Regions from separate parts of the Homo sapiens genome. Here region 1 is linked to region 2. Evidence: read pairs that join two places in POLR2A ChIA-PET (ENCODE). Cell type or tissue: IMR-90. All regions are shown on one strand. Links, peaks and the distances in the headings refer to the core of each region. The heading gives the core; the rest is flanking DNA. Region 1 overlaps LOC107985486 (a long non-coding RNA gene). Region 2 has its middle 26 kb from the start of CCT8.

Evidence for each region. ChIA-PET counts read pairs that join two places held together with the same protein. Peaks named below come from ENCODE experiments on the same cell type or tissue, not always from the same donor. Only the 100,000 strongest peaks of a DNase experiment are listed, where the experiment ranks them.
Region 1: POLR2A ChIA-PET joins it to region 2 with 7 read pairs; 2 of 35 experiments call an interaction of 5 or more read pairs at or near these places.

Annotation. Positions count from the first base shown.
Region 1 is chr21:29,448,527-29,452,928 of GRCh38, reverse strand. The region is part of intron 1 of LOC107985486 (a long non-coding RNA gene); the gene reads right to left. Among named protein-coding and RNA genes, the nearest start is that of BACH1-IT3, 45 kb to the left of the region's middle. In IMR-90, for the core only: no CTCF peak of the experiment used is centred there; no DNase peak of the experiment used is centred there.
Region 2 is chr21:29,097,730-29,102,131 of GRCh38, reverse strand. It overlaps a transcript of MAP3K7CL not described here. Among named protein-coding and RNA genes, the nearest start is that of CCT8, 26 kb to the right of the region's middle. RefSeq lists enhancers at 1,993-2,042, 1,870-2,164. In IMR-90, for the core only: no CTCF peak of the experiment used is centred there; a DNase peak (open chromatin) is centred at 2,451.

The DNA of each region.
Region 1 (4,402 bases), core at 223-4,222, 350 kb before region 2:
CTTAGGGATGCCCAGATAGTTAGTAAAACACTATTTCTGGGTGTATTTGTGAGGGTCTTTCTGGAAGAGATTAGCATTTGACTCAGTAAACTGAGTAAAAAAAACTGTCCTCACCGAGGTAGGTGGATATCACCCAGGCCATTAAAGGTCTAAATAGAACAGAAAAAAAAATAAAAAATTACTATTTTCAATCAGAAGGATTGTAAAATTCTAATATCTGCCTTTGCACATTTTCTGTCATAAGCTAACCATTGAAAGCTAATTAGGCAAAAATTATTTATTCAAATGTCTACCCCTAACATTACTATCTTAAATTCCACATTCTTTTCTATGTGACTAAGAGCACCATTTTATATCAGGTGTTCTATCCTTTAGGGCTATTGTGAGACATGAGGAATACTTCCATCTCTGATAACCAAGCTGGGGAAATGCCCCTTGATACACCAAATCTCAACTATTAAATGATCTAAAGCAGTGTTTCTAAAATTGTAGTCAATGGACTATCTTCCTTAAAAGGAACTAGAGATCTTGTTAAAATGCAGACTCCTAAGTCCTACCCCAATACTTTTGAGTCAGAATTTCTAATTGGGTCCCAGCTATATTTTAACAAACATCCTAGATAATATTTGTGTACAGGGTAGGATAAGAACCACTGAATCAGAAAATTGGAGCGATGAGTATACAAATAAGACTCAGGCCCTAACACAGAACCCTCTACACATTATACCCAGGGACAGCAAGTACAGATCAAAATAAACAAAAACAAAACGTCCTAGCTTAGGTAAAAAAATAAAAATGAAAAACAGGACAGGTGCGGTGGCTCACGCCTGTCATCCCAGTACTTTGGGAGGCTGAGGAGGGCGGATCACTTGAGGTCAGGAGTTCAAGACCAGCCTGGCCAACATGGTGAAACCCCGTCTCTACTGAAAATACAAAACTTAGCCAGGCGTGGTGGTGCATACCTGTAGCCCCAGCTACTCGGGAGGCTGAGGCAAGAGAATCACTTGAACCCGGGAGGTATAGGCTCCAGTGAGCCGAGATTGCACCACTGCACTCCAGCCTGGGCGACAGAATGAGACCCTGTCTCAAAAAAAAAAAAAAAAATTCTCATTTAAATGCCTTCAAAGGAGGTTTTACAAAGCCTCTTGATATTGACAGCTTCTTTTTTTTTTTTCGAGATGGAGTCTCACTCTGTCGCCCAGGCTAGAGTGCAGTGGCATGATCTTGGCTCACTGCAACCTTCACCTCCCAAGTTCAAGTGATTCTCCTGACTCAGTGTCCCGAGTAAGTTTGGATTACAGGCGTGTGCCACCATACCCAGCTAATTTTTGTATTTTTAGTAGAGAGGGAGGTTTCACCAGGTTGACCAGGCTGGTCTCGAACTCCTGACCTCATGATCCACCAGCCTCAGCCTCCCAAAGTGCTGGGATTACAGGCATGAGCCACCATGCTCAGCCAATAACTTCCTATATGAGTGTGCTTCACTCTAAACATGCACACACACAAAACTAAAATGTGTATATTTAAAAAATCAAATTACTACAATTTTCCTTAAATTTTGGAATATCTTATCCAGGGTTATTTAAAATAGTGTACACAATTATGCATTTTAAATATTGTTCTATCTAGACATAACTTTACACACAGCTGTTCATGAATGTGTCTATTGAACAAAGGTAAGCTTATAGATTTTTCCCAAATAACCCTTCATTTTGGAATTTTCTTTTTTTTTTTTCTGAGACGGAGTTTCGCTCTTGTTGCCCAGGCTGGAGTGCAATGGTATGATCTTGGTTCATCACAATCTCCGCCTCCTGAGTTCAAATGATTGTCCTGCCTCAGCCTCCCAAGTAGCTGGGATTACAGGCATGCGCCACCACACCCAGGCAATTTTGTATTTTTAGTAGACACAGGGTTTCTCCATGTTGGTCAGCCTAGTCTCAAACTCCCGGCCTCAGATGATCAGCATGCCTCAACCTCCCAAAGTGCTGGGATTACAGATGTGAGCCACCGCACCCAGCCAATTTTGGAATTTTCAAAATACGTCAAGGACTGTAGAACTATACATACACACACACACACATATGTATATATAAAATATACGTATAAATACATATATATATAATGTTTATATATACATATATACAATATAATATATACATATGTATATATATGTATATACATTATATAATATATATGTGTATATTTTTGTTTAATTGATGAAATAATTAACTTGTATTTGGGACTGTAATACAAAAAGCTATGGTCTGGGTTGGGCGCAGTGGCTCACGCCTGTAATCCCAGAACTTTGGGTGGCTGAGTTGGGGGGATCATTTGAGGTCAGGAGTTCAAGACCAGCCTGGCCAACATAGTGAAACCCCATCTTTACTAAAATTACAAAACTGAGCAGGGCGTGGTGGCAGGCTCCTGTAATTCCTGCTACTCAGGAGGCTGAGGCACAAAAATCACTTGAACCCGGGAGGCAGAGGTTGCAGTGAGCCAAGATCGCACCACTGCACACTCCAGCCTGGGTGACTGAGATTCAGTCTCAAAAAAAAAAAAAAAAAAAAAAGCTATGGTCTGGAATGGAAAAAAATGGGCCTGCTTTCTGAATCTTCCACATACTAATTTATGCGGCCATAAGCACATCGCTTAACAACCCTGGGCTTTGTTGTTCCTTTGCTGCCTGGGCATGCTAATATTCTCCTCCCAGCATTGCTATTAAGGTGTTTAGCAGGGTTTCTGAATGAACATAATAAATTTAAAGTGCAACACAGAACTTGCCTCCCCTGACACTTAGCAAGTGAGCAAAGAAGAGCTACAGCAACCTACAGAAGGAAAAATAATTAAACGAAATCGTGGAAGGAAAGTTGCAGGGGAGGGGGCATTCTTCAGTGGAGGGGAGGGGTGCAGTACAGCTGGCATCCAAACCAGTTCCCTCCTAGTGGACCTCAGCTTATCCCAGAAGGAGTGTCACTGAGGTTACAAAGTTCTGAAATTTGTTGTTAATACCCTCAACCTGAACAGAAGCAGACTGAACATATATCTGTATCATTTTCTCTCTTAACAGAAGAATGATGGAGTGGTTCCTGGGGTGAGGCAGGTTAAATGGAGAAAGCAGACAATGTACATAACTCTCTCTGATGAAAATGGAAACTACAGACCTACATCCTGTATTGAAGTACAACTGAAGAACAAGCTAAAGCTCAAGGCCCTTCCTGCCTCCAAGCGGAAATAAAATATATGATTCCTAGCCAAGTGTTACAGAACACGTATGTGACAAAAAACCTCAAAGGCACAAAAGATCCTAAATATCCTAAAAGAGAGCTCCTCAGCCGACCTTTCTTCGTATCCTCTATTTTCTCCTTAGGCGACTCAAAAATGGGTAGAAGCAAAAGACTTAACTATCAAACTGTAGCTTACAGAGGAAAACAAACTCTCATATGACAGGAAGAGGGTTAAGAAATCACCCAGCTCTATACCAGATCAAATGGAACATCAGCACAGGACTGCCAAGTCATAAGCAAGAAGAAAAAAAATAGCACGGCAACAATGCAAACATGTGACAGCCAAAAGGGTGGGAGTAGAAAAGGGAGCAGAATGTCAAAAAGACAAAGAACCAATGCTAGAAGGAAAAATTACTCAATGAACGAGGGAAAGTGCTCTACCACTGTGTTATGCTATGAAACAACGTAATTATTAAATGAATACGGTAAGATGGTAAAAGGATAGAATAAGATGAAAAGAGAAATTGCCTAGCTGAGGCAATAAATTGATGCTCAAATCAACATCATTTCTGAACTAAAAAACGTATTAGAACTAGCAAGGAACTGAATAGACATTGCTAAAGAGCAAGCTACTAACATGTGGAAAATTGAACATAAAAATAATGAATGCAAATTTAAAAAACAAAGACATCTAAACAATTAGAAAGGAACTAAGTTACATGGAGGACAAAGATGATATAGCCAAAGAAGAATTGGTGCCCGTGAGATAATCAACAAGTGAAACTGAAAAAATATGTTGTAAGTTGTAATACAATATATATATCGTATTATACAATACGATATATATATACATATATCCCAAAATTCAAAGAGCAACCAATGAGCCTGAACAAAAGCTCATATCATAATTGAACATATCAAGTGTTATAGGGGATTTTCAACACCAAGAACCATCTAGTAGACTAAGTAACATCAAGAATAAACAATTACACAGTCATCCAGACAAATAATGCACATCACTCACAAAAAGAAAAAAAATCATGCTGGCCGTAGATTTATTCACCATACCAATGAATGCCAGGTGATGATGGAATAATGTCTATTAATCTCTAAGGGAAAAAAAATGGTTCCCCCAAGAGAATTATCTCCAGCCAAGAGAGGTTGTTCACATAGCATCA
Region 2 (4,402 bases), core at 135-4,134:
TCTGCAAGGATCCCCACAATGTGATTCATGTGCCAGCAGTGCCCCTGGGATGTTGATTGTTTACATGATTTAGCCCCAATCTTGGTACTTTCTTTAGATCCTGACTGTGACATCCACCACATTCTCCATCTCTCAGTCACTTTCTCTGTTGGTGGGTTTTGCACACCCAGAGAGTACATAAGAATCCTTTGGGATTCAGGTGAAAAAATAATGGAACTTCTATTTGTAACTTTTTAAATCTAAAGAATGAATGAAAGTAAGTCACTATTAGTTAATAGATTAACACTGGCACATGTGTTAACTTATAAATAAATATATATATTTGAAGTGAACACTTACAAGTTTTTACTGACACATAATCAAGAAAAATTAGATACTATTGTTTTATATCATCATCTAAGTCACTGATAAAAATGTTAAATGTGGCCGGGCACGGTGCCTGAAGCCTGTAATCCCAGCACTTCGGGAGGCCAAGGCAGGTGGATCATGAGGTCAGGAGATCGAGACCATCCTGGCTAACACAGTGAAACCACGTCTCTACTAAAAATACAAAAAATTAGCTGGGCATGGTGGCGGGCGCCTGTAGTCCCAACTACTCAGGAGGCCGAGGCAGGAGAATGGCTGAATCCGGGAGGTGGAGCTTGCAGTGAGCAGAGATGGCGCCACTGCACACCAGCCTGGGTGACAGAGCGAGACTCCGTCTCAAAAAAACAAAACAAAACAAACATGTTAAACAAGACCAGGCTGAGAACAAAGCCTTCAGGTGAACATTGATCCAATAATCTGTGTGGGTGACATTATTACTTGACCCAGTATCTAATCCCAAATCAATCATTATGAAGCAGATACTCTGTGCTAGACAGCCTGGAAAATGGTCTCCAATGATTCCACTTCCTGCTTTTCACACCCATGTAAATGGCATTTTGCATGACCTATCATGCAGCTTTGTAGTAGATGCTGAGCCTGAGGTATCCAGCGAAGCCACACCCAGATTGCTGACCCACAGAAATCGTAAGATAAAAAATGTTTGCGGCCACGCGCGGTAGCTCATGCCTGTAATCCCAGATCCACAGACCTCCATCTTCCTGTGACAGACTAATTAAAAAAAAAAAAAAAGAGGGACCGGGCGCAGTGGCTCATGCCTGTAATCCCAGCACTTTGGGAGGCCGAGGCGGGCGGATCACGAGGTCAGGAGATCGACACCATCCTGGCTAACCCGGTGAAACCCTGTCTCTACTAAAAATACAAAAAATTAGCCAGGTGTGGTGGCGGGCACCTGTAGTCCCAGCTACTCGGGAGGCTGAGGCAGGAGAATGGTGGGAACCCAGGAGGTGGAGCTTGCAGTGAGCCGAGATCGTGCCATTGCACTCCAGCCTGGGTGACAAGAGTGAGAGACTCCATCTCAAAAAAAAAAAAAAAAAAAAAAAAAAAGTTTGCTGTTTTAAGCTGCTAATGTTGGGGTTATCTGTAACACCGTAATAGATAACTACTACACTTTTCCAGGTGATGCGTAATAGTTTGCAATAACCAACAACTCTGTGATCTAACTATTATCATCTTCATTTTACAGAGAAAACGGAGACTCAGAATATTTACATGACTTTCCCAAACTCAAAACAGCTAGTAAATGACAGCACTGGAAGTTAAATCCAGTGTGGCTCTGAAATCCACACTCTAACTAGCTGTATGACTTTGGGAAAGTTACTGCAACCTCTTAGTAGTCAGTTTCCTCATCAGTAAAATTAAGGACTGAAACAAAGTATTCATCTCTATTTTTCTAAAATTTCATACCCCTCCTCTGCTTTATCCGTAGCCCAAGAAGCGAACTGAAATGATATTTATACTAAGAAATGTGGAGTGGGGAAACAAGGGTTTGAAGATTACTCAATTGAGATGAAGAAAGGCAGCCATGCCGAAAACCAGTGAGGCTTGTGACTCTCCAGGGCATACGTGGCTGATGCTGACAGCTTCCTATTCATTCGGGCTGCCGCTCAGAGGACAAAGGTGGGAGGAGGAGATCCATTTCCTTTTTTTTTTTTTTTTTTTTTAAAGACGGAGTCTCGCTCTGTCGCCCAGGCTAGAGTGAGGTGGCGTGATCTCGGCTCACTGCAAGCTCCGCCTCCCAGGTTCACGCCATTCTCCTGCCTCAGCCTCCCGAGTAGCTGGGACTACAGGCGCCCGCCACCACGCCCGGCTAATTTTTTGTATTTTTAGTAGAGACGGGGTTTCACCGTGTTAGCCAGGATGGTGTCGATCTCCTGACCTCGTGATCCGCCCGCCTCGGCCTCCCAAAGTGCTGGGATTACAGGCGTGAGCCACTGCGCCCGGCCCCTTTTTTGTTTTTTTTAAATTAGTCTGTCACAGGAAGATAGAGATCTGTTTCTTAAGAGGAAAGGAAGAAGAGGTTTCTAACCTGCTCTGACCAACTGTTATGTTGCAATATCTTCACAGAGATCCTTCCAGCTGCAATAAAGATAATAAAAGGAATACAACATACTTTTGCTACAACTCAGTACACAGACTCTTAAATACAGTGAGGCTAGGCAGATGGAACATGTGGAACAAAGCAGGGGAAGGGCGTAATAACAACCATGATAACCATGGCTGTACTTATATATATTGAGATGTTTTATTTTATTATAATTTGTTGTTATTATACTGGCTTTTTGTGTGTGAGCTGTTTTGAATCTTTCAACTCCTTTAAATGCCTTCAAAAACTAGTATTTTAGCTGGGCGCAGTGGCTCATGCCTGTAATCTCAGCACTTTGGGAGACCAAGGCAGGAAAATGGCTTGAACCCGGAAGTTCAAGATCAGCTTGGGCAACATGGCAAGATCCCGTCTCTACAAAAAAAAAAAAAAAAAAAAAAAATCAATTAGCTGGGTACAGTGGTGTACACATGTAGTCCCAGCTACTTGGGAAGCTGGGGTGGGAGGATTGCTTGAGCCCAGAAAGTCAAAGCTGCCGTGAGCCATGATTACACCACTGAACTCCAGCCTGGGGGAAAGAGCAGGCCCTGTCTCAAAAAGAAAAGAAAAGAAAAGAAAGCTAGTATTTTAAACTGTGCCTCAGACCTAAAAATGAGTGAACCACTGCCCTAAACCGTGGAAGAGCAAGCCCAACTTGGTTGGGAGGAGACCCTTTCCATATGGGGTCAAAACTGTACCTGCCACTTTGGCATCTTTGAGAATTAAAAGAATAGAGACCTTCAACTTCACCCTGAGGGGACTGCTATACTCATAACTGAGGAGGCAAAGTCCAGATAAATGAGCAGATAAGGTAGAGAAAGATACAAAGAATTTCTCTCTTCCTCAAAAGGAAGAAGCCCAGTAACAAATCTCCTTCAGTGCTTAATAATGTTTGGCGAGGTAGTCTAGTAGAAAGCTTAGGACTTGGCTGTTTAAATCATCCATTCATTTCTTCAAAGGGTTTGCCACTTACTAGCTAGGTGAACACAAGCTAGTTATTTGCCCTCTCTGAGTCCTAATTTCCGCCTTTGCAAAAAGGAATTATAATACCTCCCTTTTCCTTTATTATTGTAAAGATTAAAGAAGATCGCTTCTTTGAAAGAACGGTGCACAGTGGCACAAGTAATGGAAATTCAGAAAATATTGTGTCCTTCTTTCACATTCCTTTTTTTCTCAAGAAATTTAAAACCAGTACGTGTTTTTTAAAAATCATTCCAGCTGCTCCATGGAGACCATATATAAATTGAAAGAATGGAAATAGAGGGGTGAGTCAGGAGACTATTGAAGTTGTCCAGATGGGAGATAAAAATGGCTCAGGCTCAGAGAGTAACAGTAGAAAAAAAGAGAAGTGGGTAGATTTGGGATGCATCTTAAACATAGAGTTGACAGTGCTTACTGTGGAGCACACGGAGAGAAAAATCCCTCTTAAAAATTTTATTTAGCTTATTTCATTCCAAAGAAAGGGAACTGACTTGCTGGTGCTGTGTAGACTGGTGCTCTCCAACAGAACTTTTTGTGATAATGGAAATGTCCTAGATGGTTATTGTCCAGTATGGTAGACATGAGCCTCATGTGCCTCTTGGCACTTGAAGTATGGCTAGCATGACCAAGAAACTAAATTTTTTATTTTATTTAATTATAATTAATTCAAAGTTATATAGCTATCATATTAGCGCAAATCTAGGTAATATACAACCTAGATTTTTTCCCTATAATTCCTTCAAATTATACAGACACAACAGTTTATAGAATGTACAGTTTGTCCCCACACACATTTTTTATGATGTTGTCCAACCTTAACTGTTCAACCAGTTTATGTTAATTGAGCTAAAATCTGGGTGCGGGGGGTAGAAATCAACATTCTTTCTACTTCTATTAATCCCAATATTATAACATTAGTCAGTAAGCCATTTCTGACCAATTAAAAACATCATA